Regions from separate parts of the Homo sapiens genome. Here region 2 is linked to region 1. A link is an interaction called in ENCODE POLR2A ChIA-PET data of the cell type or tissue named here. Cell type or tissue: Caco-2. All regions are shown on one strand. Each heading gives the region's core, and the rest is flanking DNA. Links, peaks and the distances in the headings are about the cores only. Region 1 overlaps SDK2 (sidekick cell adhesion molecule 2). Region 2 overlaps SDK2 (sidekick cell adhesion molecule 2).

Region 1 (15,637 bases), core at 5,277-13,276:
GTCAGGACTTCTCAGTCCTCCCATCCTGGAACACAGACCTCAGAGCCCAGGCCCGGTTCTCTCGTGTCATTCCATGTGGGCCCCGTGCCTGTCCTCCCCACGGAGGACTAAAGACAGAGCACAGCATGGGGGATCCACACTATGTTTTAAAGGGGTAGGACCTGCCCCCAGCAACGTGGGGCAGACGGAAGGATGCCGTCCACTCCCTCCAGATGTGGGAGGGGAGGCAGAGCATTTGAGGGGAGGCCAGCTGTGAAGCGGAGAGCACTGCAGGCCCTGAGCTTCAGTCCAGGGAACGCATGACCTCGAGGTGACCACTGACACATCCCGAAGGTTCCTGCACCCCTCTGCACTGTGCTTGCCACAACTAAGATTAATTCTAGGACTCGCTGCCTTAGCGGTTCTTCCTCCAAAGTGGGGGAGGCTGGACAAGAAGGGACTGGGATGAAATAATGAAGAGGAGTTTCTGCTAGTGTTGCAAGCAAACAAAGGAGGGATGGTCCAGAACTGGAAATGACCCAGCTTCACTCCGGCCTTGGCCCTCTCAATCCCAGGAAGGCAGTGAACCCAAGGTCGAGCAGAGCTTTGCAGGGCAGGGAGCAGCAGCTGAATTCTTGGAGCACTCGCTGCCGGAAAACTCTCCTAATTGGGACCCTGGGGGGAGGCAGAGGAAGGAAGGGGAGGCCGGCATTGCTGAAGAGCAGAGGAGCTGAACTGGGAACAATTAGCTTCTTGCTACCAATTCTAAGCACAAGTTTTATTCTACATATGGGAGGGCTGAGCTACAAACTTTTAAGGCAAACAGCTCCCCCGAGGGCCAGGAAGGCCAGCCCATGGCCAGGACAATTAGGGCAGTGGCCCATGGTGACCCAGAGCAAGAGGAGGTGGCAGAGGCCACTGAATTCCCAGGTCCAGTCAGTGCCCAGCCCCCAGTAGCTACTCGATAAAGGTCAGCAGGAGTGAATTGCCCAGACGTTTTGAGCACAGAAACTGGTGGAGGAGTAAGGAGACCTCACACTTACAGGGCCCTTTCTCTGGGCCAGGCAGTACACTAAATGCTTCGCTCACATTTATCTTTCATGCAAGCAGCACAGGGACTCTAAGAAGCAGCATTATCGGCCGGGGGTGGTGGCTCATGCCTGGAATCCTAGCACTTTGGGAGGTCGAGGCAGGAGATCACTTGAGGTCGAGAGTTTGAAAACAGCCTGGCCAATATGGTGAAACCTTGTCTCTACTGAAAATACAAAAATTAGCCAGGTGTGGTGACACACATCTCTAATCCCAGCTACAGACATAGGAGGCCGAGGCAGGAGAATCGCTTGAACCCAGGAGGCGGACATTGCAGTGAGCTGAGATCACGCCACTTCGCTCCAGTCAGGGAGACAGAGCTAGACTCTGTCTCAAAACAAACAAACAAACAAAAACAAAAAGGAATATTACCATCACACCATTTTACAGAGAAAGAAACTGAGGCACCAGAGGGAAGTTACTTGTTCAAGGTCAAACACAGTGTCAAGGTCATGCAAAGCTCAGATTCAAACCAGAGCCTTCACTTTTCCTTACATTAAAAAGAAATGTCAGGCTGGGCACCGTGGCTCACGCCTGGAATCGCAACACTTTGGGAGGCCAAGACAGGGGGATCTCTTGAGCCCAGGAGTTTGAGACCAGCCTGGGCAATATGGCAAGACTCCATCTTTACACACACAAAAAAGTTAGTCAGGTGTGGTGTTGAGTGCCTGTGATCACAGCTACTCAGGAGGCTAAGACAGGGAGGATTGTTTGAGACCACGATTCAAGGCTACAGTGAGCTGAAATCACGTCACTGCACTCCAGCCCGAGTGACAGAGTGAGACCCTGTGTCAAAAAAAGAAAGAGAGAGACAGAGACAGACAGACAGACACAGAGAGAGAGAGAGAATGTATTATTTTTAATTGTAGATAACATTTTCAATACCAATGAATAAAAGCAGCAGAGATTTTTTTCCTCTGCTTCTTTAGCCTTCAGCATATCACAAGGAGAAAAAAGCAGTGTTTGTCCCTTGTATACCTCCAATAAGAATGAGCATTTTTCCCCTTTTGTGTTTTTTTTTTCTTCCTTTTTTTTGAGATGGAGTTTTGCTCTTATTGCCCGGGCTAGAATGCAATGGCGCAATCTCAGCTCACCGCAACCTCTGCCTCCCGGGTTCAAGCGATTCTTGTGCCTCAGCCTCCCAAGTAGCTGGGATTACAGGGGCATGTGCCACCATGCTCAGCTAATTTTTTTTTTTTAAGACAGAGTCTTGCTCGGTCACCCAGGTTGGATCTCGGCTCACTGCAACCTCCGCCTCCTGGGCTCAAGTGATTCTCCTACCTCAGCCTCCCGAGTAGCTGGAACTACAGGCATATGCCACCATGCCCGGCTCATTTTTGTATTTTTAGTAGACATGGGGTTTCACCACATTGACCAGGCTGGCCTCAAACTCCTGACCTCAAATGATCCACCCACCTTGGCCTCCCAAAGTGCTGGCATTATAGGCGTGAGCCACCACACCCGGCTGCCCCCTTTTAATTGTGAAAATTTTCAAACATCCACCCAAGTAGAGGAAAGACTGCAGTGAACACCTGTATCCCCATTCCCAGCTTTAACAATGCCCAACTCCCAGCCAGGTATGTTCCATCTCTGCCCCAACCCTCTGCCTTTCCCTTGGAACATTTTGAAGCAAATTCCAGGCATTGTATCAGTTCATCCATGAATGTTTCTGGAAAGAAACAGTATAGATGAGATCTCTATTTAAAATAAAACCACAGTAACTGCATTATCATTATGATAGCTAAAAATATCAGCAGGCCCTGTAATATCATCAGATATCCAGTCAGCCTTCAAATTCTCTTGATTGCCGCATAATCTGTTACTCGTGGTTTTATTTGCTTCAGGATCTAAATGAAGTTCACACAATTGCAGTCAGTTGAGGGGTTTTTTTTAGGTCTCAGTCGATCTATAGATTCTTTCTCTCTCTCTCTTTCTCTCTCCCTTTCTCTTTCTTGTAATTTATTTGGGAAGAAACTTAGTCATTTGTCCAACAGAATTTTCCACAGTCTGGATTTCGCTGATTGCATCCCTGTGGGGTCATTCAATGCATTCCTCCAAACAATATAGTTACAATGAATTGTAACTTAAAGCTAGAGGCTAATCTGATTCAGGTTTGATTTTTTGTTATTTGAAATATTTTACTTCGGGGTGTGATGGCTCACGCCTGTAATCCCAACACTTTGGGAGGCCAAGGCAGGTGGATCACGAGGTCAGGAGATCGAGACCATCCTGGCTAACACGGTGAAACCCCGTCTCTACTAAAAATATTAAAAAAAAAAAAATAGCCAGGCGCAGTGGCAGGCACCTGTAGTCCCAGCTACTCGGGAGGCTGAGGCAGGAGAAAGGCGTGAACCCGGGAGGCAGAGGTTGCCGTGAGCTGAGATCGCACCACTGCACTCCAGCCTGGGTGACAGAGCGAGACTCCATCTCAAAAAAAAAAAAAAAAATTAGCCAGGTGTAGTGGTACATGCCTCTAATCTCAGCTACTCGGGAGGCTGAGGCAGAAGAATTGCTTGAATTCTTGAGGCAGGGGTTGCAGTGAGCAGAGATCACACCATTGTACTCCAGTCTAGGCGACAGAGCCAGACTCTGTCTCAAAAGAAAAAAAAAAAAAAAAAGGAAATATTTTACTTCCTAGATGGTGTTATGTATTTTGATCAGAAAGCACAAAGTCCGGCTGTCTCTCTTACTGTGAAGTCAACCACTGACAGTCATCTATGAGCTATCATTTCAATAAGGGTTATAATATGGGGATAGGCAAATATTATCATTTCTTCTTGACTTAGTAGCTGAAATGCTTTCAAAAACAAGAATTTTCCCTTTATCAACTTTTTGGTTACCTGAAGTTTCAGTTTATCTAGGAAAAGCAGGGTAAGCATTTAATTATTTTTCCTTACTTACCAAATTTTTCGTATAATGAATTGGTTCTGGCCGGGCATGGTGTATCACACCTGTAATCCCAACACTTTGGGAGGATGAGGCAGAGGCTTGCTTGAGGCCAGGAGTTCAAGACCAGCCTAGGCAATATAGTGAGACTCCCCCGCCCCCGCTATCTCTATTTCTAAAAAACAGAAAAAATAAAGACTAAATTGATTCCTTATTGTCTTATCAGGTAACAGATGAGCTTGGGTTGGAGGGGGACGTCTTTCTGTTTTGTTTTGGGTTTGGTAGTATTATTAGATAACCAAGGATTTTTTTTGTTTTGTTTTTTGTTTTACAAATCTGACATGTTTCAATCCATTACCATTATTATGCTTCTTAAATGGTACTGGGTGCTGCCAGTTCAGTGGTACAAATGGACCCATCATTGGCCTCTTCGACTTGATGGTGAGCCCTCTTGACGTGGCCCCAGTAGTCTCTGATAGCTTCCTTGCAATTTGGTATGACAAGATGTTCCAGACTATTATATATACATTCCCCTCACTGTGCCAGGCATCGGCCATTTCTTTAAGGGGCTCTTGTTGCTTTCAGTGAGAAATGATAGTTAGATACCACAGTTTTAGCACTTGCATTGCATTTATTCCAGAAATGGTTGTTGTTTCTAGGCCCTGTTAATGGCTAGCTAAACAATATTTTTTAAGATACTATAGATACTCACACTTTCAATTCCATTTCATGATGACAGACTCTTTAATAATCTCATTGGTCTTTTGTCCATACTGAAAATCCAGTTCCTACAATACCAGCATTTTACCCACCTACGTTATTCCCACAAACACACACAACAGTTTCAGAATAGTCATATCCACACTATGATTACTGAACGTAGTTTCCAATTATTGCCATTCTTCTTGTTCCTGAGGTATATCCCTCTAGGGATGGACTTCGCACTGCATTGCTAAGTCTTTTGAAGTCATTTCTCTCTGTAATTTTACCACAGCTCAATACTCTATTAGTTCATTTGCTTCATTGTGGTTTTGATTTTTAGGGATTGATTTTTTAATTTAATTTTATTCTATAATTACGTTGAATATTTACATAATAAAGTCAAATCCACAAAGCAAATTCAGAGAAAATCAGCTTCAATCCTTGTCCTCTCACTCCCCTATAGGTCTGATTGCTTTCTGTTTTCTTGGTTTGGTTTTTTCTTCCATTTTTTTAATATAAACAAGTACAGGCCAGGCGCGGTGGCTCACGCCTGTAATTCCAACACTTTGGAAGGCCGAGGCGGGCAGATCATTTGAGATCAGGAGTTCAAGACCACCATGGCCAACATAGTGAAATCCCATCTCCATTAAAAATACAAAAAAAAAAATTAGCTGGGCGTGATGGCAGGTGCCTATAATCCCAGCTATTCAGGAGGCTGAGGCAAGAGAATCGTTTGAACTGGGGAGGCAGAGATTGCAGTGAGCGGAGATCTCGCCACTGCACCCTAGCCTAGGCAACAGAGCGAGACTCCATCTCAAAAAAAAAAAAAAAGAGTGTAGTAGGCCCTTCTTAGCCATGGATTCCACATCTGTGGATTCAGCCAATCTCATAAGGTTCTGAAAATATTCAGACAAAAATGCATCTATATTAAACATGCACAGAGTTTTTTGTCATTATTCCCCCAAACAATACAGTATAACAACTATTTACATAGCATTTATATTGTGTTATGTATTACAATAATCTAAAGGTGATTTAAGATATATAAGAGGAGGGGCCGGGCACGGTGGCTCATGCCTGTAATCCCAGCACTTTGGGAGGCCAAGGCAGGCGGATCACGAGGTCAGGAAATCGAGACCATCCTGGCTAACACAGTGAAACCCCGTTTCTACTAAAAATGCAAAAAAAAAATTAGCCGGGCGTGGTGGCAGGCGCCTGTAGTCCCAGCAACTCGGGAGGCTGAGGCAGGAGAATGGCGTGAACCCGAGAGGCGGAGCTTGCAGTGAGCGGAGATCGCGCCACTGCACTCCAGCCTGGGCGACAGAGCGAGACTCTGTCTCAAAAAAAAAAAAAAGATATATAAGAGGAGGTGTGTAGGTTACATGCAAATACTACACCTTTTTATATCAGGTACTTGAGCAGCTGTGGCTTTTGGTATCTGCGGGCGGTCCTGGAACCAATCCCACATGAATACCAATGATTTGCTGTACATGCATACATAAATGTGTATGCTCTCCTTCTCAGATAAGTGACAATGTACTTTCCACATTCTCGATCTTTATATATATATATATATATATATATATATATATATATATATATATATATATGGTTTTTTGTTTGTTTTTTTTTTTTTTTGAGAAGGAGTTTTGTTCTTTTGCCCAGGCTGGAGTGCAGTGTCGCAATCTTGGCTCGCTGCAACCTCTGCCTTCCAGTTTCAAGCAATTCTCCTGCCTCGGCCTCCAGAGTAGCTGGGATTACAGGCGCCAGCCACCATGTGCGGCTAATTTTTGTATTTTTAGTAGAGACGGGGTTTCACATGTTAGCCAAGCTGGTCTCGAACTCCTGACCTCGTGATTCACCCACATTGGCCTCCCCAATTGCTGGGATTACAGGCGTAAGCCACCATGCCCAGCCTAACTTTTATTTTCTAACTTTAGTAGCTAGATGCCATATACATCATCCTACACCTTCAACCCTGTAGAGTACTGCCTCCACCAGGGACAGGAGACATTTCACCTGCTCCTCCCTGAAACCCAGCAAGGCAGCTGTTTCTATCCCCTAGAATAGCCTGAGGCTCAGAGTGGTCAAGTGACTTTCCGTGAGTCCCACAGTAAGTGACAGAGCTGGGTTCAGGTTCAAGTGTGCCAGCTGCAAGGCTGCCCTCCCCCAACACCCTCCATCAGCAGCACTGCTGCTCAGTTACAAGGCTTGCCTCCCTGGGCCTCTGCTCTCTAAGGGGGAATTTCATATCCCAGGAACTCAGGTCTAATGCTCGTTCCCCAGAACACACCCGAGCCTTCTCAGGGGAGCCCCGTCTACTTAGAACCTGAGACTAAGGACCTAGTATGGTAAATCAACACTGAAACTGACTAACAAGGAGAAGGCACAGAGATGTCCTAAAGAACACTCATCTCAGCAGCTCTGTGTACCTTTGAGAGACAGAGGTCATCATGAAAGGTCTCAGGGTCCACAAACTGAGCCAGCTCTTAGTAGGTCCATGTGCAAGCTCCTTAACCTTCCTGAACCTCAGTTTCCTTTTCTGTAATAGCATAGGACAATGATTTCCATCTGCTCCTCATCGTGATGATTAAATAAGGCCAGGCACACGGTAAGAGTTCAACAGGTGGAAGCCCTGTTGTGTGTTGAGCTGAGCACTGAAGTTCCATCCCACGGCTGCCCAGAGCCCAATCCCTTTAGGGCAATGAAGGACACAAAAGGCAATTTTACTGTCTCTCTCCCTGGACCTGAGGCAGGGAGGCCTCCTATCCCCAAGCCTCCTCCTCTCCACGTGCAACTGGAGAAGGACAAGTGGCTCACATCCCAGAGTAAATATTTTGAAACAGCCACAGGAACCCATGACCCTGCTGCCATCTTGGATCCAGGCGTCAAGCTGTAGGATAATGAAGTCAAGAGCGTGACTCCACAAACCACACTGCCATTACCCTGTGCACTTCCTCTGGGTCATTTTTGTGGGTAAGGCCCAGTGATATTGTTTTAAGGCACATGTAAAGACACCCTTTTTCCTTTATTTAAAAAAAATGGTAGAGCTTATAATTGGCCTAAGCCCAGGAAGATAATATTTACCCAGATTTTATACTTGCTGGGGAACACACCACACAATTAATTCTAACAGCATAATTAATTTGAATGTACATTAATTAAATTAAATTAAAACATTAAACTTGTTTCTTAATCTACTCCAAAGAAGTTCGGCAACATAATTGCTATGAAACAAGATAATCGAAATACGGAGGATATTTAACACACTTATTAAATGCCACTTAGTATTTCTGTTTAGTATTTTGAGGGTCTAATTAGTGTCTAATTAACTTGCTATAGGCTATCTTTTCACAATACCAATTAAATTTCAAAACATCCTTTATAAATACACAGCCATGAAAAGGAGAAGATTAAGCATTGTTATAGGCATGAGTTAACCGGGAGACATTGGCGTGGTATTGTTTTATATCTATAAATACCCGTGCTTATTAAAACTCATCAAGTGTTGCTTTTCACCATTAATTGCTATTTAATCAACTTCAAATAAATGAGGAAATCTCTGAAACCAGCTGTCATTATTGGAGACAGATGAAGGGCCTAGAAACAGGAGCGTGAGGTGAGAGCAGGAGGCGAGACAGGCGGGAGGGGGCGGGGGCCAGGTGTGATCTGCAGAGGGGAGATGAGCAAGAACTTGAGGGATTTCCAGATGGGACTTTCTTGCCGATGCCCCGCCTCTACTTGATATTTAAGATGGAAATCCCAACTTAGAAGGAGTGTAAGAGGATAATAGTTACCCACAAACTGAAGTTCCCAGCTCTGTAGGAAGTAACCCTTGGAGAGCTCCAAAGACGAAGCTGCCCCAGCTCACATGGGGCAAGATGTAGGAGCTCAGGGCTTGGAATCCCAGAACCAGCTTCCCCCTACCTGTGTGAGCCTCTTTGAGCCTCAGTTTCCTCATCTGTAAAATACAGGGTTGGGCTGGGCACAGCGGCTCATGCCTGTAATCCCAGCACTTTGGGAGGCCGAGGCGGGCGGATCACTTGAGATCAGGAGTTCGAGACCAGCCTGGCCAACATGGTGAAACCCCCATCTCTACTAAAAATACAAAAATTAGCCGGGCATGGTGGTGCATGTCTGTAATCCCATCTACTCTGGAGGCTGAGACAGGAGAATCACTTGAACCCGGGAGGCAGAGGTTGCAGTGAGCCTAGATCTTGCCACTGTACTGCAGCCTGGGCGACAAAGTAAGACTCTGTCTCAAAAAATAAAAATAAATAAATAAATAATAAAATAAAATACAGGGCTGGGCCGAGCATAGTGGCTTACACCTATAATCCCAGCACTTTGGGAGGCTGAGGTGGGAGGACTGCTTTAGCCCAGGAGGTTGAGGCTGCAGTGAGCTGTGATCATGCCGCTGTACTCCAGCCTGGACAGCATAGTGAGACCCCATCTCAAAAAAGGAATACAGGGCCGGCTTCATGGGTGTGCCACCTGTGCAGTCGTCCAGGGCCCCACGTTTGGAAGGACCCCACACTTAGTTAAATGCTCTGATGCTATCATCTTAAAATTCTTAGTCGTTTTTGAACAAGGGCTAAATTTTTCATTTTGCACTGAGCCTGCAAATTATGCAGCTGTTCCTGGTGAAATGCCTCCCTCCTGGGTCTCTGTGAGAATTGAGTACGAGGCGATTCCTGGGAAGCACCCAGCACGGTGCTTTGCATAAAGTCAGTGGCTCAAGAAGTGGAGAAGCGCCCCAAAGTGAACCCCAGTACCCCGCAGGTTCCCTGCACTGCCTGTCCCTTCCCTCGGAGGAGGCACCACAGGGACTCCGGTCCCCGGACACCATCTGTTGATTGGCCCAGCCTGTGGGAGAGGGCTTGGCCTCCTCTGGAACCTTCCTGCTGCCCTGTGTGACTTGCTCGCCTCTCCGCAGCTGATCGCCTGGGAGCCGGAACAGGAAGAGGAGGTTACCATGGTGACCGCCCGGCCTAACTTTCAAGACAGCATCCACGTGGGCTTCGTGTCTGGCCTGAAGAAGTTCACCGAGTACTTCACCTCAGTGCTGTGTTTCACCACCCCCGGGGACGGGCCACGCAGCACCCCGCAGCTGGTGCGCACCCATGAGGATGGTAGGCACCCCCCAGCCCTGCTCTTTCTGCCCCCCCCCGCCCAAGGCCAGGCTGGGCGCCCCAGGCAGAAGGGTGGCCCAGGCTTGTCTCCCAGGCTGAGATACCCCCAGATTACCACAGGCTATCTCACAGATGGTGGTCTCTCTCTGGCTCTAACTGGCCTTGGGGGGTGGGGGTTCCTTTTGGGGTGCAGTGCCTGGGCCCGTGGGACACCTGAGCTTCAGTGAGATCCTGGACACATCGCTGAAGGTCAGCTGGCAAGAGCCGGGAGAGAAAAATGGCATCCTCACAGGTAGGCACTGCAGTGTTTCTGAACCAGAGGGCAGGACAGGGCTGGGAAAGGTCAGAGCTGGTCCATCCCCTGCCTTTGAGCTACTTTTCACCCAAACTCTTGAAGCCAACCCATGCTTTCTTAGAAACCACTCACAGGAGGCTCTTGGCACCTCCACTTCATAACACATCCCAGAGTCTGCAGCCCCACACCTTCTGCCACAGATCTCAGTGGCTGCCATGATGACTCACTATGTCCCCTGCAATTCCCTAAAGTGCTGGCATCCCACTGAGGCGACACCTGAGACCCAGGGCATGATGCCAACAGCTCCCACCTCCCTTGGCCCCATTGCTCCCAGCGTGGATCTAATTGCCAGCCTAGTGGAGAAGTGAGAAGTGGAGTAGTGGGTCAGGCCAACTTGTGATCACAGCCAAGCTCATGCCAACACGGCGGCTCTCCCCAGGGTACCGGATCTCCTGGGAGGAGTACAATCGAACCAACACCCGTGTGACCCACTACCTGCCCAACGTGACCCTGGAGTACCGTGTCACGGGCCTCACCGCGCTCACCACCTACACCATCGAGGTGGCCGCCATGACCTCAAAGGGCCAGGGCCAAGTGTCCGCCTCCACCATCTCCTCTGGGGTGCCCCCAGGTAAGTGCCCACTCTCAAGGCAGGACTCTTTGAGTTCTCCTGAGCAGCGTCCCATTCAAGAGGCCCCTTGTCGGCTGGGCGTGGTGGCTCATGCCTGTAGTCCCAGCACCTTGGGAGGCTGAGGCAGGCGTATCACTTGAGGTCAGGAGTTCGAGACCAGCCTGGCCAACGTGGTAAAACCCTACTAAAAATACAAAAATTAGCCAGCTGTGGTGGTGCATGCTTGTGATCCCAGTTAGTTGGGAGGCTGAGGATGGAAGATCGCTTGAACCCAGGAGGTAGAGGTTGCAGCGAGCCGAGATCACACCACTGCACTCCAGTCTGGGTGACAGGGCCACATCGCGTCTCAAAAAAAAAAATAAAAAGAGGCCCCTTGTCTTTCAGGAATACCAGCGTTCTTCCCACAGGCTCTCCCCTTCCCTTGTGCTGTGTGGGTCTGGGTCCCCTCAGAGCAGGCGGAATCCCTGGGATCCCAGGTCTCTGGACAGGGGCTCCCCTGGCTCCCTGCTGCATCCTCCCACAGCTCTCAGAAAAGCAGAGGCCCCCTGCCTTGTCTCATTTCCCCACCAGTCCCTCCCTTCACCCATTTCTCACCAGATTCCACACCAGGCAATGGTATCTGTGATTCAGGGGAAAATTTCCCACTGTCGCCCAGAGGGTCCACCTTGGATTCCAGCGTGTGGAAGGGTTGGTTGGGAGGTGGCAGAGCACGGTGGGGCTACTCCTAGGCCTGGCACAGAGAGCAAGCCGAGGTCCACTCTCAGCTCTGCTTCTGCCAAGCCCTACAACCTTGAGCAAGTTCTGTGTCCCCTCTGTGCCTCAGTTTCCCCATCTGTATATATGGGAAGTTGGACCAGATAACCATGTGGTCCCATCCAGATCAGTCAGGCAGTGCTTGTTTGACCTGCCAGCATCCCTCCACCTGCTGCGTAGATGGCTGGGCTGCCTGAGTCTCAGCCAAAGCCCAGTGATAATTACAGCCATGCTGGCAAATAGGTATGTAGTGTTCACGGGGCATGGTGCTGGGAGCTTTGCTCACGTTGACTCATTTAATCCTCACAACAACCCTGAGGGAGGTGTTGCTATTATCCTCTTCATTACCAAGGAGGACATGGAGGCACAGAGAGTTGGATAACTTGTGCAAAGACACACAGCCTGTAAGTAGTGGAGTTAGATTTAAACTCATTCTGACTCCAGAATCTGTGTTCTTTCTGTTGTTCCTGAGCTCCAAGAGCCCCAGGATTCCTGGCCAGAAAATAAGCTTCCCCCTGTCCCCACCCATCCTCTCACCTTCCTGAGCTGTAATTAGGCGTAGGAGGTGTGCAGGGGTCTGGGCGGATGGAAGGGAGGATCGGTCCCGTTTGGTTTCTTTCTCAGCACAGCTTGGTTTTAATGCAGCTTTTAGCTGCCTTATGATTACCTCACTCACATCCAGAACTGCCAGGAAGAAGGCGGCATCCCGGCCCCTGTTTCCTGGCCCTGAGAGCCTCCTCTCAGCCCTAGGAGATCCCCTTTGACCCCCAACTCTGTCTCAGCCTCCTGGCATGAACATGGTTCTCCGTAAGACACAGGAACAAAGACTGTGGGTGGAGTGGGGCCGTGGCTGTGCTTCTCCTCAGACATTTCCAGGAAAAGCGTGACACACAGCCCCCTCCATGCCCAACAGTCCCGTTCAACATGGGGGGCCATTCTCACCGGATCTCCTTCCCCACCCTGTTCTCCTTTTCCAGAACTCCCAGGGCCCCCCACCAACCTGGGCATTTCCAACATCGGCCCCCGCTCTGTGACCTTGCAGTTCAGGCCAGGCTACGATGGGAAAACCTCCATCTCCCGCTGGCTGGTGGAAGCCCAGGTAGGGCAGGCCTGGGGCCTGACCAGCAGCCCCCGCCAGGGCACCCCGTGCCCTTGAGTGCAAAATCTTATGTGTATTTCGGCCTGTGTGAATTTTCATGTGCAGCTCTCAATGGCCCATTATACTCCAAATGCTCACACTTGCCAATGTTGTCTCCAACTCCCCCTGCCCCTCACCTGTGTACATGGAAAAACACACACACACTACAGTCCCCTCCTGGGTCGGGGGGTGCCTAGAAAAATACCCAGTTGCTGGAATATAAAAATATCCGCCTTGGCTGTACCCTGGAATCATCAGGGGAGCGTTCAGAAGCGCCAACACCTGTGCCCCTACCCCAGAAACTCTGATTCTGATTTAGCTGATTTGAGGGGCAGCCTGGGTCTCTGGAAGTACCCGGGGTGTTCAAGAGAATCACCTGGGCTGCTTGTTAAAAGCACAGATTCCTGGGCAGCACTCGAGGGATTCTGTAAGTAGTGGAGTTAGATTTAAACTCATTCTGACTCCAGAATCCAGGAATATATTGATCACAAGCATCCTGAGAGATTCTAAGGCAGGAGGGTTGAGTCACACTTGCAGTCATGTTTAGGGGCCTGGAAAGATGGTAGCCCCATATGGTGCCCTCCAGATGAGCCCTGGGTTCTGAACCAACTTCTTCCCTGGCAGGGCTTGTACTGGGGCTCGGAGCACCCCGTGTGGGCCCTGTAGGCTGGACAGGCCTAAGATCCTGCCCTTTTCCAGGTAGGCGTGGTTGGGGAGGGAGAGGAGTGGTTGCTGATCCACCAGCTCTCCAATGAGCCCGATGCCCGCTCCATGGAGGTGCCCGACCTCAACCCCTTCACCTGCTACAGGTAATGAGACTGGCCCGGGGAGAAGGCAGCAGCCTCAGGGCTGGGGGTGGGTGGGGGCTATGGCCCAGACCAGGACAGGGTTGAGAGTTGGGTGAGCTGCCCTTACCATCTTGCTCATCTCTCCCCAACCCCAGCTTCCGCATGCGCCAGGTGAACATCGTGGGCACCAGCCCCCCCAGTCAGCCTTCTAGAAAGATCCAGACCCTGCAGGCACCCCCTGACATGGCCCCAGCCAATGTGTCTCTGCGCACAGCCAGTGAGACCAGCCTGTGGCTGCGCTGGATGGTAAGGCTCCCTCGAGGGCAGGGGTGGGACCTCTCCATGAGCTTCTGGTCATTGCCTCCTAGAAGGTGCACATCAGAATTCCTACAGCTCCTTTCTCCTCTCTTTCTGTTTTCTGATGAGATGCCTGATAATCAACATCTTAGCCCAACGAACAAATGCCCCCCCGCCCGCCGATGAGAGGAAGGAGCTCAAAAATACTGTTTACTGAGCATCGCCAAGTGGCAAGCATTTTAAATTTTCATCCCATTTGATTCTCCCAATAATCTTACAAAGGATACATGATCATCCCAATTTACAGCTAAGAAAACTGAGGCTCAGAGAGGTTAAGAACTTGCCCACAGCCACACAGCTCCCAAGCGGCGGGTCTGGGGTTCAAGTGCCACTGTGGCATTCAGAGAGTGTCCCCAGATCCGGGCTGTGTGTTGAGGGTCCTGACCGTGGGCCATCCTGCACGAGGTAGTGACAGTAACACACCGAGGCTTCCTCTCCTACCAGGCGCTGTTCTGACAACAAGCCTGTGACAGCAGAGTGATCCTGGTCCCCCTTTTGCAGATGAGGAAACCGGGGCAGAAGAGAGGTCAGATCACTCGCCCAAGTTCTCCCGTATCCTCCCACGTGCTTTCATGAACAGCAGGGCTGAGGTCCCAACCCGGGGAATCTTTACCCGCAAGTCCACAGCCCTAACCATCGGGCACACTGCCGTCTCATCCTCTGGAGAACAGGCCACTTCTCCCCACCAGGCCCTCTGGAACATCGTTTCCCAGCACGTGTCCCACAGAGCAGCAATCCCAGGAGGCGTGTGGAGCAAACAAGAATTCTTAGACAAATAAATGTGGGAACAGCACCACATACCACAGCTCCATAGAGAATCCAGGAACACTAGCATAGCAGGAGCCCTCTTGACCCTGCTTCCCCAGGCCCATCTGACCACACAAACCCTTTGTTTCCACGTAAGATCTCACTCATTGTGCAAAACACAACTTGCAAACACACCACACTGTGAAGTCATTATTGCCGTTCCTGTGCGCGGACAGCTTGATGCTAGCGGCCATGAAAGCGCTTGGCGCCGTCAGTCCTCGATAAATATGAGTTATTGATTGCAGTTCCCTTCCCAGAGTGGCTGGTGCCTGAGCAGAGCTGCAGAGCTGTCTCGGCCCACCTCAGTGCCCCGTGCACAGTGTGACTATACCCACCTCCTGCCTCTTTGCTCCCAGGCATCCCCACCCCAGGCTGGCTCCCTGCTTCCTTCCTGAATCTCACTTTAAGGTTTGCAGCTACTAAAAGGTTAGAGCCTGATGCGGAGGGCAGGGACTGCATGGGGGAATAGAAAGGCAGCTGCCATGTGGCACAGGGCCCTAGACACTTCTCAGGCCCACGCTTAATGGTGCGTGGTCCATTACCTTTCCTCAGCAGGTAAAGGAACTTGCACTTAAGCCCCATCTCCGGCTCTCAGGACCATCGATTGCTATCTTAATGGTCTTTGGTCGGCTTCACTAAGTGTCTGCAGGAGGGAGGAAGCGTGTAGTGAGCAGGGGAGGTTGGGGCCGAAGGTGAGGAGTGGGGTAAAGTGGGTCAGCCTAGGGTGAGCCTGTGGACCAAGGGCCCTCCAGAGCCCCTGGGGAAGCAGAACTGGGGGAGGTGAGGGCTGGAGATGCCCCCACCCCAGCTCTGTGCCCTTCAGAGTAGTGGAGGCCAGGCCCTGGGCTCCCCTCCCTGTGTGCACACCTCCACTCTCACCAGCACTGCCCATGGTCATCCACACAACCTTAAGCTGGTGACCACAGCCCCATCAGCCTAGTCCTAAGGCCCCAAAGAAATCTGACTTTTCTTTTCTGTGAGACTCAAACAAGAAGGAGGAGGCTGGTTGGGCGTGGTGGCTTGTAATCCCAGCACTTTGGGAGGCCGAGGCGAGCAGATGACTTGAGCTGAGGAGTTTGA
Region 2 (15,637 bases), core at 2,844-10,843, 100 kb before region 1:
GGCGTCTGGGCGCAGAGCGTGTGCGTGCTCGCGCGTGTGTGTGTGCTCACACATATGCACATGTGTGCATGCAGATACACACACTGCCCAGCCCCTCTGACTGTTCTGGCTCTGAGTCAGCCCCACATGGAAGGGATTTAATCACCCAGGGGCTGGATCGTTATTGTTTTAAAACAAACGAGTGATGACAGCAATGAACAGAGGGTTTTTAAAAGCGCGATTCAAAGGGCTCTTGAAAGCTGCTGGAGAATATGAATGCGCCTTTGAAGTAAGAATGTGCCCATTTGTTAAGCTGAGAGCAGAGCTGGCTGCTGCCAGCCGGGCGGCGGGCAGTGGGTCCTTTTCCTTGGCAAATGGGTGCCCATCAGCCTCTCCATCCTCCCTAGCACCTGGCCAGAGGTGGCCTAAGACCCTGGAGGCACAAGTGCCCCTGGAAGGGACCAGCAGTGGTAGTCACACCTCCAAGTCCACACTCAGAAAGAAGCATCTTCTCAACTGTTTTTAAGACGCTGCGTTCACCTGACGCTTGTTAAGAGCAATGGAAAGATGTGCATGAATGAGCAGGGAGAGATGCATGATTGAAACATTAGCAAGCCGGGCATGGTGGCTCAGGCGTCTAATCCCAGCAGTTTGGGAGGCTGAGGCAGGCAGATCATTTGAGGTCAGGAGTTCAAGACCAGCCTGGCCAGCATGGTGAAACCCCATCTCTACTAAAAATACAAAAGTTAGCTGGTGGTGCACGCCTGTGATCTCAGCTACTCAGGAGGCTGAGGTGGAGGGATCACCTGCGCCCCAGAGGTCGAGGCTGCGGTGAGCCAACATTATGCTACTGCACTGCAGCCTAGGCAACCGACCGAGACCCTGTCTCCAAAACAAAATGAAACATCAGCAGTCAGACAGACGTAGAGGGAGCAGTCGAAGGCAGCCTCTGGGCAGCAGCTGCCCTCTGAGCCACCCTGAGGCCACCCTCAGGTTTGCCCCTCTGGTGGTCCCCACAGTGAGGGTTAGTAGCAGCCAGGGTGGGAGTTCAAGGAAAAGCCTCCCAACCTGCCGCAGGTTATATATTAATAAGATTGAGCCCTCAGGCCTGTGGGGTGCAAGGTTTGGGGGTGCTGTGCAGCAGGGCCAGCTGACTTGGGCCCCACATGTATATGATGGCTTCTGTTAAGTTGTGAATCTCTACCTGAACCCAGTGAGGCCTGGAAACAAGGGCTGAACCTGACCAAAGACCAGGATGTCCAGTACTGGGCAGATCTGATGGTGAGAGGATAGACCTGGGTCCTGGGCTCTGGGCCTTCCTTATGCTCCAGCCTGGGGTGCAGGAGAAGGCCCGCTGCACCCAGCCACAGCCAGCTACCACCTGGGTCCACTCCCTTCCAGCTGCAAACTGCCCCCTCCCTAGCCCCTTCCTCTTCTTCGGTTGGTTTGTTCCATTTCTCTTTTACTTTTTCTTTCTTTCCTTCTTTTTTTTTTTTTTTTTTTTGTAGAGATGGAGTCTTGCTCTGTTGCTCAGGCTGGAGTGCAGTGGCACGATCTCGGCTCACTGCAACCTCCGCCTCCTGAGTTTAAGCGATTCTCCTGCCTCAGCCTCCCAAGTAGCTAGGACAACAGGTGCCTGCCACCATGCCCAGCTAATTTCTTTTGTATTTTCGTAGAGATGGGATTTCACCATATTGCCCAGGCACCGTGTTACTCCTGATCTCAGGCAATCCACCTGCCTCAGCCTCCCAACTTTCCTTCTTTTTTTTTTTTTTTTTTGGTGAAGAGGGGGTCTCACCATGTCGCCCAATCTGGTATTGAACTCCTGGCCTCAAGCGATCCTCCCACCTCGGCCTCCCAAAGCACTGGGCTTACAGGCATGAGCCACCATGGCCAGCCTGGTTTGTTCCATTTCTTAAGCCAAAAGAAGGCTGTCTGGTGTTTTCCACCTTCCAGGCTCACAGGGTAAAGTTAGCTGTCTGACCAAGATGGGCCTGGGGCATCAGCCAGCACTGAGGGTGGTGGAGCCCCTTCCCTGGAGGGGACACCGTACTTTAGGGTTCAGGAAGGAAATGAACATTGGCAGAACATGTACTCTGGGCCGGGCACAGAGCCAGCATTTTCACCATCACTATTTCCTTCCATCCTTAGACGTGAAGGTAGCTATTTCTTTTCCTGTGTCCACTGATAGAGAAATAGAGACTCAGATAAAGGAACGCTTGTCCACCGCACGCCGCTGGGAAGCGGTGGAGTGAACGTAGACAAGTCCGTAGATGACAGACCCCCCACCACTGGCCTGAAGGTCGGGGTGCCCAGGGCCTACCCTGACAGCAGCAGCCTGCACAGCTTTAATTACATCCCACCCCTCTGGGCACAGTGTGGTCACTGGAAGGTGCATGGAGTTGGGCTGGCAAGCCTGGACTCCTCCCCGCCGGCTGCTGCCTCAAGCCCGTGGCACATAGTAGGTGCTCACTAGGTGAGCTGTTGAGTGGTGCTTTCTAGAACCCACTCCCTCGAATCTGTCAAATGCAAGGCTCATTGGCACAAGCTCTGGGCATCTGCAGGTTCTTCCCTGATATCTGTCCTCTCCTCCCACCCGGGTTTTGGCTTCACGGAGGGAGGTGTGGGCTCAAGTGCTCCAGCTCTGAAGCTGTCTGTGGGGCTGAGCACCTCCCGCCCAGTTGTGTGACCTTGGGCAGGTTTCTAACCCCTCGAGGCCTTGGTGTCCCCTCTCCAAAATGTAGATTGTAATCCTGTCTAGTCATGAGGTTGCTGTGAAGATTAGACGAGCATATGGTAGAGCCCCTAGAACAGCCCGGAACAGAGCAGGTGCTGTCATCTTTGTGGATATTGTTACCAGATGCTGGCTCCTGCCGCCCGGCCCCACCCTATCCACAAAAAGGCAGGTATCTCCTTGACGGATTAGAGCCCCTCCCCTTCCCTCCGTCTCTCCCATTGTTCCATCAGTTCCCTTGTGTACACTCATGTCCACCCTCTCCCACACTGGCCAGAAGGGCAGAGGCCCCATTTCCATCCAGATCAGCCAGCTGAGCAGTCTTGTGAAGTCTGGGGCGAAATTCACGGTCTCTGTCGAGAGAACCGTGGCGGGGCAGGGAGGTCTGCGAGGCTGAGTCAGCTCAGAGGATAAGGGTGACTGCAGAGAGGGGGAAGCAGCTGTTCTGCTCTTCACCCATCATCTGGGCAACCAGGCGGCCAGCCTAGAGTGAACGGGGAGGTAGAGGCAGGCTGGCTCCAGGACCCAGGATGGAAGAAACAGGCAGCTGGTGGCCATGGGGCCCTGCTGGATGGACTCTGTGATTGACACTTTGAGGGCTTCCCCCAGCCTTGGGGAGCAGGACTCAGGAGACCCTTTACCCCCTACAGTTGTCAATCTGCCTCCCTATTCTCCTTGTGACATTGATATTCCCTTTGGCTGGGCCACAGAAAGTGCCCCTCTTGCCTCCTGCCCTGGAGGGGGAACCCATGAGCAGAGTGGATGGAGTGGATGTGTATGCTGAGAGGGAAGTGACAGAAGATGCTGGAGTGTGGGCTGGCAGCAGGGCAATAGCCCAGCGTGGTCTGGGGAGGAAGGAGGCAGGGCTCTGGTTGGCAGATGTCGGTGACTCCCGCTGAAGACCAAGCCTTGGAGTCAGACTGACCCAGGTTCAAGTCCCTCCCAGCCACGGGACCTTGGGCAAATTACCTGGCTGCACCTGCTCCATCTGCCTAAGGGCCTTAGGATACTAAACGCACCAGGTCACATAGGTGAGCAAGTGATCACTGGTGGCTTTGTCTCCCTGTTTCTGCAGATGATGTGTCCCCGTATTTCAAGACAGAGCCTGTGCGGACACAGGTGCACTTGGAAGGAAACCGCCTGGTGCTTACATGCATGGCCGAGGGCAGCTGGCCACTGGAGTTCAAGTGGCTCCACAACAACAGGGAGCTGACCAAGTTCTCCCTGGAATACAGGTAAACTGCCCCTCCCCGCCCTTCCTCCTGGCTGCCAGGACCACTGCCCTGCTTTGAAGAGGGCATGGTGAGGAGGGGGTTTGTGTGACAGTGTGGGGCTCAGGGCTCCTAGAGCCTGGAGTTCTGGAAGTGAGTGGCAAAGGCAGCCCTGCCCCAAGGTGAGATGGCTCCACCCTACTGATCCCTGCAGAGGATGGCTGGGTTGTGGACCAGGGGCCAGCGCTGCCTGGACAGGATGGTCTGTACCACAGTGCATAGGAGCAGAGGTGGTGTTGGGCACAGGGACTCACTAACAGCAGCTGTGGCTGTGGCTGTGACTGTGGCCCCCTGCTCACTCTCTCGAACACTGCCATCTCCAGGGGACTCTTGTTGTGGGGCCTGGGTCCAATGGAGGGGTGGGCTCTGCAGCAACCTGGGATCAGTGAAGGAGGGGACATCTTCTATCTATGGGAAATTCAGGTGGGACACAGAGATGGCCCTCTCAGGGCCTCTTGAGCTTATCTTCACTTCCTATCTGTGCCCGTGCCATGGAGCTCTTGGGCCTGACTGGCCTTTCCCTGCCGGGACATTGCCAGGTGGGGAGAAGGAAGAGCAGGGAAAGAGAATAGGGTCTCAGCAAGGGTGGATCTGCTGCCAGCAGGGAAGCAGCCCCTCACCCAGGCCACCCTGGCCTCCAGCCTTTCCTCGCAGCCACAGACTGGGGCAGGCACTCCCTCCTTTCTGCTCTTATCCTCCCACCTCCGCCTGTTTTATTGGCTCCAACCCTGTGGCTGGTGATTAATCCCAGGGCCTGATGTGCATAATCGGTTTTGTTGGGGAAACAAGATTGTCTTGCCCTGGGGATGTTGACACAAATCTGCTGCCAGGGACAGGTATGCAAATAAGAGGAGGGGGTATCATTGCTTGATCTGTCCTTCTGGAGAACCAGCCTTTCCTTTAGGGAGTGCGGAGGCCAGAGTTTGGAGTGACTCCCCACCCCAGTCTTTCTGCCTTAACCCTGGACTGCATGGGCTGGTGTAGTGTGGCCACATTGGCAAAAGAAAGCCCAGGACAGGGCACCCCCTCCCCTCCTGCAGAGGGGAGAGCTGGATGAGCAAGCAAGAGGTCCTGCAGGGCTGGCCACTCTGGGCCTCCGGTTCTCCAGGAAGCCCACAAGGAGATCAGAAAGCTCTCCCTGAGCAGCCCCTTCTGTGGTTTTCAGTTGGGGGCCAGAGCCTCTCCTGGCCACCACCTGGCACACCCAGGAAGTTGTGACCGTCTCTGTGAAGGGCCCCTGCATCATCTTAGACTTTGGACACGCTCAAGTGGGTGACCAAGAGCATGGGATGGCATACCACACGTGCAAGTAGTGCCGGGCCTAGCCTGCCCCTGACTTCTTCCGGCTGGGAGCCGGAGGCAGGATCCAGGAGGAGGGGAGGAGGAGAGTTGGTTCCTTATCTGGTTCAGAGCTGCTCTTCTGGGGCCCTGGCACTGCTAGGATGCAAGGGCGGGTGGTACACAGAAGCAGGTTCCAGCTCAGTGGAAGGACCATGTGGAATGGCCTGCCTTTGAAAACAGTCAGCCCTTGTCCCTGCAGGCATTCAGGGAGTGGACAGGGTCCAGCTATTGGTGGTGATGATGATGATGATGAGGTCCAGCTATTGATGATGATGAGGTCCAGCTATTGACGATGATGAGGTCCAGCTATTGATGCTGATGAGGTCCAGCTATTGACGATGATGAGGTCCAGCTATTGATGATGATGATGATGAGGTCCAGCTATTGACGATGATGAGGTCCAGCTATTGATGATGATGATGATGAGGTCCAGCTATTGATGATGATGAGGTCCAGCTATTGACGATGATGAGGTCCAGCTATTGATGATGATGATGATGAGGTCCAGCTATTGACGATGATGAGGTCCAGCTATTGACGATGATGAGGTCCAGCTATTGAGGATGATGATGATGATGATGACAATAACAATGATGATAGCAATCATAGACAATGAAAAAGAATTTCTTATATGGCAGACATTGTGATGTCCCTCTGCGATTATCTCATTTAATCCTGCCCACAATCCTATGAGTAGTTTCAGTTATTTCCCCCCATTTTACAGATAAACACACTGAAGCTCAGAGAAGTTAAAGACATCACCTAAAGTCAGATGGTTGAGTTGGGCTTCAAAAATAAGTTGTCTGACAGCAGAGTGGGAATTTGTTACCATCCACCACACTGCCTCTCATTGAAGAAGGATTGCTGCAATTGCTTCCTTAATGTGTATCCTAAGCAATCTTTCGGCTAACTGCTCTGCAAATTCTAGAAAACAAAGCAATCGGGAGAATGCAGATACTCCATTTTATAGCTATGTTGGGTGGAAGTTATTCAAGGGAAATAGATGAGCGCGCACTTGGGAAACTCATTCCTTTACCTCCTCGCCCCTAAGAGTGTTGGATCTGGTGGCCTGGGGGCAACGGTGTGCCTGAATGCAGGTCCAATCAGGATTTTCCTTCAATTAAAAACTTGCTGTGCCCCTGAGGCAAGGTCTGCACTCCTTAGAAGGGCCTTAGAACTCTTCCTGATCTGCTCCTGCTGGCATAGTCTCACCTCCTGCCACCCCCGCTAGACCATCAAGGGTCTCAGGACAGTTCCCTGCAAATTCCCTCTTCTCGGACTTTGTCCAAACTGTCCTATCCCCTCCACGGGAATATTTCCCCTTTTGAAAACTTTTTTTTCTCCTGCAGGGCCCAGCTCAAATTCCTTCTCTTTTAGAAAACCTTTCCTGATAATGCATGTATTCTTTTTTTTTTTTTTTTTTTTTTTTGAGACAGAGTCTTGCTCTGTCCCCCAGGCTGGAGTGCAGTGGCACAATCTCGGCTCACAGCAAGCTCTGCCTCCCCGGTTCACGCCATTCTCCTGCCTCAGCCTCCCAAGTAGCTGGGACTACAGGCGCCCGACACCATGCCCAGCTAATTTTTCGTATTTTTTTTTTAGTAGAAACGGGGTTTCACCGTGTTAGCCAGGATGGTCTCGATCTGCTGACCTCGTGATCTGCCCATCTCAGCCTCCCAAAGTGCTGGAATTACAGGCGTGAGCCACCGCGCCTAGCCAATAATGCATGTATTCTTAATTTCTCTCTCTCTCTCTCTTTCCCTCTCTCTTTCTTTCCCTCTCTCTCTCTCTCTCTTTCACACACACACACACACACACACACACACTTTCTCTCTCTCTCTCTCTCTCACACACACACACACACACACACGCACGCACTGCTCCATCTCCTCTGTCCTTTGTGACTGTCCAGAAAGTATGGCCTTACATATCCCCTGACACCTTTTTTGCCTTCTCATTATTTACAGAGGAGACCACAAGTGCACCACAGAACCGAAGTCAGAGCTTCCAGAACCTTGGCAGTTCCTGGAACCTCAGGACTTAGACCAAGAGCTTGATATTGCCAGGCCCTCTTTCCTCCAAGTCGCTCAGCTGTGCCCACCTCTGGGTTCATACTTCATGAGTCATGAGTGACACTGAGAAGTTCAGGGCTCACAAGCTATAGCTGCCTGATTTCTGAGTAGAAAGAACTTTTCTGGAAGTTTCACTTAGAAAGTCCCAGGGAAGGATTCTGATTGGCCCAGCTCAGACCATCCCTGACCAGTCGTGGTGGGCAACAGCATGGAGCACCCTGATTGGCCAGGCCTGCATCATGTGCCTACTCCAGGGCTTGAGACATCAGGATTGGCAGCCCTCACACTACAGCCACGTGGTAGGGAAGAAGGGTGAAAGTTGTTAACATAAGAAGGGAAAAGAGTGGTGGTTAGATGGAAGCCACCTGTGTCCCTGGCTCATAGCAGGTGCTTCTTTCTTCTCTCTTTTAATTTTGATTTTTTTCAAATCTTAGTAAAATCGTTAGTACTGTAAACACCTGCATACATGTACCATCACAATTGCTAACATTTTGCTCATTTGTGCTCTCTTACTGTCTCCCTACACACGTATAAACATGCACGTTTTCTGCTGAACTATTCAAGGATTTGCTGTAGACATCATGTCACTTCATTCATAAATAATATTTCCTAAGAGCAAGGCATTTACCCGCAGAACCATGCACGACACAATTTTCACAGTTGGGAAATTTAACAATGATACAATACTGCAATCTAAAAAGCAGCCTATATTCAAGTTTCTCCATTTGTTCGGATGGACGTACCTTTATCCCAGTGTCCTTCATGGCCATGGTTGTTGTTCTTCTTCAACGCCGGACCTAATCGGGGATCACGTGTGACCTTTAATTGCCATGAGTCTTGATACACCTTAAATCTAGAACTATTCCTTATTGTTTCTTTCCTACCTTTCATGGCTTTGGCACTTCTGAGAGTCCAGCCGGCTTTGCAGAATTTCCCTCAATGTGGGTTTGTCCAGTTATATCCTCATGATTAAACTCATGTTAAGCCTTTTGGGAAGCATATTTGTAGGTATGTGTCTTTGATGCTTCACACTGGAAGGTGCCTGATGACAATTTGCCCCGTTATTGGTGATGTTAGGTTTGATGAACTGGTCAAGGTGATATCCACCAGATTTCTCCATTGTCAAAAGGTTGAAGTATCTTCTTCCCTTCGTTATTGATGAGTGGACTATAGAGGGATAACTTGGGACTATGTGAATAATCTCCTTCCCACGACTCTCCCACCCAGTGGTTTAGTATCCATTGAAGAGTCTTACCCGAATCAGTTATTACTATGGTGGTTGGGATAAGGAGATTTTCTTGTATTCCTTTTACTTAGGTGGCATTCTTTTGTAAACAGCTTTCCTTTCTGACCCCCTTTAAAGTAATTTAGCATCAGTATAAACTCATGCATTATGGTTTTTATTCAATGTGCTTTAATCCACGCATGACATTGTTCATTTCCATACTCATCTTAACCTAAATTTGGCCAGTGGAGCTCCTTCAAGCTGGAGCATGGGTCCTTTGAATATATCCCCATTAGATTCTGAACATTTCCTTGTTTTGGGCTCAAAAAATGTTCCAGGTTCACCTTTTAAATAAATGCATACTGAAAAGTGCATTCCATAGGAGACTGTCCAGCTTCATAGCCCACGGCTCTCCAACCACTGCTGGATACTGAGGACTTCCCTGTCTTTTACAAACCCCAGGCTCTGAGTAAGATGATAATATCCAATTTTCAGGCAGGAAAATGGCTAAATTTACTCAGCAAGTTGAGAGAAAATAAGATTAGAAGTGCTGCCATAAATTTATGTTTCCAAAGGGAGGAAAGTTTATATTCATGTCCAGTCTCTGAAAGTCTTTATTCTTGGGTTCTGTAGCCAAATGGGTCTGGTGTGTGTGTGTGTGTGTGTGTGTGTGTGTGTGTGTATGTGCACTACACAAAGGCAAGCCTGTGCACCCTTCTGAGTATGTGTGATTGTGGCATAAATATGTGGGTCCACATCCATCATTGGGGTCAGAGTGAAAAGAGCATAGACGTTGAAGTCAGGCCTGCATGAATATGACCCTGTCCCTGCTAGCTCTGTCACCTTAGGCAGAAGTGGTTAGCCACCCTGAATTTGTTTTCACTTCTTGGAATCAGGCGCAGTAATGCCTGCATCAGAGAATTATTGTAAGGAATACCTGGGATTCTACAGGTCAAGCCCACCCTGGTGCAAAAGATGTGACATGAATGGTACCTGTTAGGATTATTCAAGGTGTCTGTCTCGACAAGATCCTGGAACAGATCTGATAACAAACCCCCTAGAAAATCACGTGTGTAGGTAGCTTGTCTCCTCTGAGTGGCCACCTGGGGCTCTGTACACCTGTGCAGAACTCCTCTTAGGCAAGAGCTGTGAGAACCCTTTGTTGGTGACAAATCATTATCCATTTCGAAACCAGCCTTGAATTCCCAGTTTGAGAAATGAGGTGGCTCTAAGAGCTGGGAGCACAGCAAGGAAACAAAGCAAAATCTGACTTTAAAGAAATGAGATCCTTTCTCTCATGTGAGCAGGAGGATACTGCATGGGAGACCCTCCTCAAGGTGTGGACACTGGCCCCACGGCCTGCCTCTCCCCTGGAACAGGCACGCAGCTTCCCAGAGTGATTCCTGGGGCATGTGCTGGGGACAGGTGGTGGGGGGGAGGAAGAACACAAAACTTATTTGGATATACAGAGTCTAATGTATGGAGTCTAATGTGTCTGCTAAAATATGTGTGTGTGTGTGTGTGCATGCACATGCATGTATGTGTTTGTGTGTGTATGATTCCCACACAGCCTTGTGTGCAGGTTAACAGTTAGTCACGAGCCTGTCTGAGTACAGCAGGAAGGTGTGTGTGCAACTCACATAAAAGCCCTAGAGGTCAGGCCCTCTAGTGTTAGTGCTGGAGCCTCTCTCATCTGACCGCTCTCAGCTCCCTCTTCTCCAGGAGCCATCTCCCAGGTTGAATCCTTTCAGCTTAAGTTTACATCCACTTCATCAGCAAGGGCAGCATGGCTGGAGACAACCCCCCTGGCTGGAGAAATGACAGGACAGGGGATGGAGATGGAGGAGGACAGAGGGAGGATGGATGGAGGATGGAGGAGATGGAGGGAGGATGGATGGAGGATGGAGGAGAATGGAGGGAGGATAGACAGAGGATGGAGAACTGAGGGAGGATGGAAAGAGGATGGAGGAGAACGGAGGGAGGATGGACAGAGGCTAGAGGAAGGATGGATGGAGGATGGAGGAGAATGGAGGGAGGATGGACAGAGGATGGAGGAGACGGAAGGAGGATGGAGGAGAATGGAGGGAGGATGGATGGAGGAGATGGAGTGAGGAGGGATGGAGGAGAATAGAGGGAAGATGGAGAGAGGATGGAGGAGATAGAAGGAGGATGGACAGAGGATGGAGGAGAACAGAGGGAGGATGGAGAAGGATGAAGGAGAACTGAGGGGGGATGGATGGAGGATGAAGGAGAACAGAAGGAAGATGGACAAAGGATGGAGGATAATGGAGGGAGGATGGATGGAGGATGGAGGAGATGGAGGGAGGATGGATGGAGGATGATGGATAATGGAAGGAGGATGGACAAAGGATGGAGGAGAATGGAGGGAGGATGGAGAAGGATGGAGGAGAATGGAGGGAGGATGGAGGAGATGGAGGGAGGATGGAGGAGGATGGAGAAGGATGGAGGAGATGGAAGGAGGATGGAGAAGGATGGAGGAGATGGAAGGAGGATGGACGGAGGATGGTGGAGAAGGGAGGGAGGATGGAGGAGATGGAGGGAGGATGGATGGAGGATGGAGGAGAATGGAGGGAGGATGGACAGAGAATGGAGGAGAGTGGAGGGAGGATGGATGGAGGATGGAGGAGAATGGAGGGAGGATGGACGGAGGATGGAGGAGAATGGAGGGAGGATGGATGAAGGATGGACCCTGCCACTCATCCTTGGGTCTGTGCCCTGGCAACGTCATCAACCAGATGATTTTGTCCCACCTTGGTAACACCTTCTGGCATAATTATTCTCACACTTAAAATCGAATAGAAGAAAAAAGAAAAGATGAGCAAGGCGATCACTCAAACACACACACACACACACACACACACACACACACACACACACACACACACAGATTCCCATGCATAATTGGGCATGCACGGATTAATGTTTATGGAGGCTCATGGGTGCCAAGTCCTTTACTGCCGTCATCTCACAACAGGTGAATCTCATTACCTTCATTCTGCAAATGAAGAACCTGAAGTTCAGAGAGGGTCAGAAACTTGCCTGGGATTATCCAGAGAGTGAGCGGCAGATCTGGGAGCACTGTTGGACCTGAGTGTGCTGCCCTCTCTGCAAAGGCACACATGGTTTCCCATTGGGCTCCTTCTGTCCCTGCCCCACATCACTGTGTGTCATTCTTCTGCCCCGGGGGCCATGAAGGCAGGACCCCCTTCCGAGAGGCAAGCGTGAGGGTGTGAGACCAGCTGAGGCCGAGTCCCACCCCTGGCCCATGTGGAGAAGAGCAGATGTGTGCAGGGGAGGCCCAGGAGAGCCAGGTGGGCATCTGGCCGGCCCCAGGCTGGGTCCCCAGCCCCCATGCCATGCTGAGGTCCTTGTGGCAGAGCTGTGGTGTCTGTGAACTGCATGGGCTTGGCAGCTGGGAGAAGAAAGTATATCTGAGGCAGAGAAGCCCTGCACATGTGACGGCCCCAGCAAGGGACACAAAAGCAGGGGACGCACGCGGAGCCACTGGCAGCCTTTGAAACTCCTCAGATAAGAAGATGAAGAGAAATTCCCCAGGCCAGCGGCTTTATCTCTGGCTTCTCTGGCCCTCTTTCTGGCCTCCCCTTAGAAGAGAGAGCAGGCAGCAGAGATGGGGAGGCAGAGGCCAGTGGGCCTTCCCAGAGGGCACGGGAGCACAGGCATGGCACAGGGTAAGTGCCAGGAACCGAGCCAAGCTCTTACGGGCAGCAGTTCTGGAAGACTAGTGCAATTATTATCTCTGCTTCCTAACTAGAATTCACAGCTCAGAGAGGTTCGGCAACCTACCCAAGGTCACACAGCCAGTACACGGAGTCAGGTTTCACCCAGGATCTTCAGGACCCCAAGCCTGCGTCCCTCCCCTGCTCTGTGCTGCCTGGCTGAGCTTGTCCTTCCCCCGGGCAGTGGCACTTTCTAAGCCACTGCAGAAGGAGAAATAGTACCTTAACTCTTATTAACAAACACTCCAAACGATCACCTACCTCATGCCAGGCCCCACACTGCGACTTTTACTTCGGTTCTTCTGAATCCCTTAACATCAGCAACTCCTATAAGGAGAGGCGTCTTGATACATGAGGAACACAAAGGCTCAGGTTTCATTTCTTGTCCAAGATCTGAAATCATAAAGTTAAGACAAGTGCCAGGCCTTCTGCTTCCAAGCCTGGTGAAGGAACAGCAGGAGATGCCAGCATTTGTTCATTCATCAGGCAAGGACTGGGGGCCTTCTGCCTGCCCGGCACAGAGCTAGGCAAGGAGGACAATCGGAAAGGCAGTGCCAGCCCCGCCTGCCCTGCCACCTTTGGAAATGTTTGTTCTCACTGGAGCTAGAGGTGCTCACAGGACTCTAAGTACCATGGCTGAGGAGCAACAGCAGGGGACTGAGGCCAAGTGAGCGTGGGAGTTTCAGGAAGAGGCAGAAAGAGGCGAACAGGAGCTGGAGGAGTTTGGAGCAGCACCTGGGAGACACAGAACTTGAGTAGTGTGGACAAACCGTGAGAGAAGGAGGTGCTCGTGTCAGGAGACGCCAGCATCCCTGGGTTACTACAATGGGTGCCGGTTGTGACCAGATACCGGCTGCTGGTGATATGGTCCTAAATAAGACAGGAAGATCCTGGCCCCCATGTGTAGAAGCAGAACTAAATAATAGTGCAAGTGTGGGTGGATCCAGTTTTGATGCGTGCTTTCAAGGGAAAGTAAGGTCAAACAGATTCCACTGGGGAAGTTGGGACCCAGAGAATGAGTGGAGGTAGCCAGGGCAGGGGGATGCCAAAGGAATGGTCCCTGCGGCTCCATCCAAGGACCTTGTGTCTGGAGGATCTGAAAGAAGGTCCACGTGGCCAAGGAGGACACTGGGGCGAGATCAAGTAGGGGCGTTTAGCTCTCTTAGGGACTTGCATTTTCTGCCAAAAGCTATGTGGAGCCCTCGAATGGTTTTTCCCAGGGAATGGACATGATCAGATGCTCATGTTTCAAATCTTTGCTCAGGAAGCTGGGTGAGAAGCGGGTGGAAGAGAGCAGAGAGGAGGTGTGGGTCCATTGTGCTGCGAGGGGCGGCTGGGCCATCTTGGTGGGAGCGGATGGGTCTGAGATGCATTGAGGAGGGATAACTGGTGGGACGTGAGGCTCTGCTGGCCATGCAGGAGAGGGAGGAAGATGGGCATTGAGGTGGTTGAGGAAGGAATCCCAGGCGGAGAAGGAGCTTTCTGGGAAGACACTGTACTCAGTTTTGGATGCTGGATCGGGATGTCCAACAGGCAACTAGAAGAAAAGTCTGAAGATATTAATTTAGGACTCACTGGTGTTGACATGGCAGGATGAGAGAATGAACATAGCATCAGAGGAAAGGGCTCTGTGGTCCCACCAGGCCATATATAAGGGAGTTGGAAACCAGCCTGGCAGAACAAAACCTAGAGGCTGGATGGGAGAGGGGAAGCCTGGAGATTGCAGTGTCTTGGGAGGAAAGAGGGTGTGTTCTTGGTTTAGGAAGGACCAACTGTGTCAACCGCTGCTGGATTCCAAAATCATGAGCTCAGGCTGGGCGCAGTGGCTCACGCCTATAATCCCAGCACTTTGGGAGGCCAAGGTGGGTGGATCACCTGACGTCAGGAGCTTGAGACCAGCCTGGCCAATATGGTGAAACCCCCGTCTCTACTAAAAATACAAAAGTTAGCCAGGTGTGGTGGCTCGTGCCTGTAAGGCCAGCTACTTGGGAAGCTGAGGCAGGAGAATTACTTGAACCTGGGAGGCAGAGTTTACAGTGAGCCAAGATCACACCACTGCATTCCTACCTAGGCGACAAAGCGAGACCCCATCTCAAAACATAAATAAAAACAAATAAATAAATCGTCAGCTCAATTTAGGGACATAGAAGTCTGGTGACCTTCAGGAGGGGGAGGATGGGGCAAGTTGAGGAGTTAGAGAGGGATGAGCAAGTCGGGGCAGGGAGTGGAGGGGGAATCCTCACAGGCAAGTAGGAATCAAGAATTGGAGACTGGAAGGGGCATGACAGGTTGAGCCAGTTGCCCTAGGAAGTGGGAGACATGGCTGACCCAAGATGGCAGAGGTAGGACCTGGAACGCCAGGAAGAATCTTCTCGGATATATCCAGCAGGCAGTGGACAGTCTCGAAAGGATTTTGGTCGAGGGAGTACAAGACCCTGTATCACCGGGTCCTGTCCATCTGTCCAGCCTCCTCTCTCACTAACTCCCTTCGCTAATGGGCAGAACGCATCGTGCACCCGTGGTCTCTGCTCTTTCATGCCCTCGTGCCCATGCCCACCTCTGTCCTCCACCTCTACCGTCCTCGCACGCCTCTGCTACCTGGCAAACCGTTGTTTATCTTCCCAGATCCAGCCCCAGCATCCCACCTTGTGATGTCCAGTCCTGCCCCTGACTCACTGTGTGCCTTTGAGCAAACTGCCTAATCCCTGCCTCGGTTGCCTAGTCTGGGAAATGGGAATAATAAGACCAGTAGCTACCTCCCAGGGTGGCTGGGAATGTCATGCAAGATGAAGCGTGCAGAAGAGTGTCTGGTCACAGATGGCTCCATCAATGGAAAGGATGGTCTGAGAGCCACCAAGGGCATGACGCTGACTCCCACCCAGCAGGGCAGGCTCCTCCCACCTCATTCTTCCTGGCCACGGTTCCTTCCCACCCTCCCGGGAAGTCCAGGTTCCTTTTCCTCAATGAGGCTAGATCCTATCTGCCTGTTCCAGCCCTTTGGAGATTTACTCCAATTTGGCCATGAGCTTGGACATCTTGTCTGAAAATTGAAGGCTGATGGTGAGAAAACTGAAGTACAGGAATTAGTTATGATGGGCATAAATTGAATTTTAATAGAGATGTACGTGGCATGGAGCCAGTGTACTCAGGCAGAGGGAAGGTAGTAATTAAAAGTTAACGAGTTTGGAAATGGCGAAATCCTCAGGGAGGAATGGGAGAGGTGGGCTGGGAGGAGGAGCAGGCTGTCCTTCTCCCGACCT

What was found. Peaks named below come from ENCODE experiments on the same cell type or tissue, not always from the same donor. Only the 100,000 strongest peaks of a DNase experiment are listed, where the experiment ranks them.
Region 2: POLR2A ChIA-PET joins it to region 1 with 15 read pairs; 2 of 35 experiments call an interaction of 5 or more read pairs at or near these places.

Annotation. Positions count from the first base shown.
Region 1 is chr17:73,396,097-73,411,733 of GRCh38, reverse strand. It overlaps SDK2 (sidekick cell adhesion molecule 2), which reads left to right. Exons shown (of 45, transcript NM_001144952.2): 19 at 9,593-9,788; 20 at 9,982-10,080; 21 at 10,523-10,714; 22 at 12,445-12,566; 23 at 13,305-13,414; 24 at 13,549-13,699. Among named protein-coding and RNA genes, the nearest start is that of CDC42EP4, 92 kb to the right of the region's middle. RefSeq lists enhancers at 10,040-10,543, 10,544-11,048. In Caco-2, for the core only: no CTCF peak of the experiment used is centred there; a DNase peak (open chromatin) is centred at 9,644.
Region 2 is chr17:73,495,749-73,511,385 of GRCh38, reverse strand. SDK2 (sidekick cell adhesion molecule 2) reads left to right here. Exons shown (of 45, transcript NM_001144952.2): 2 at 3,789-3,948. Among named protein-coding and RNA genes, the nearest start is that of SDK2-AS1, 10 kb to the left of the region's middle. RefSeq lists enhancers at 1-492, 2,843-3,780, 4,718-5,655. In Caco-2, for the core only: no CTCF peak of the experiment used is centred there; no DNase peak of the experiment used is centred there.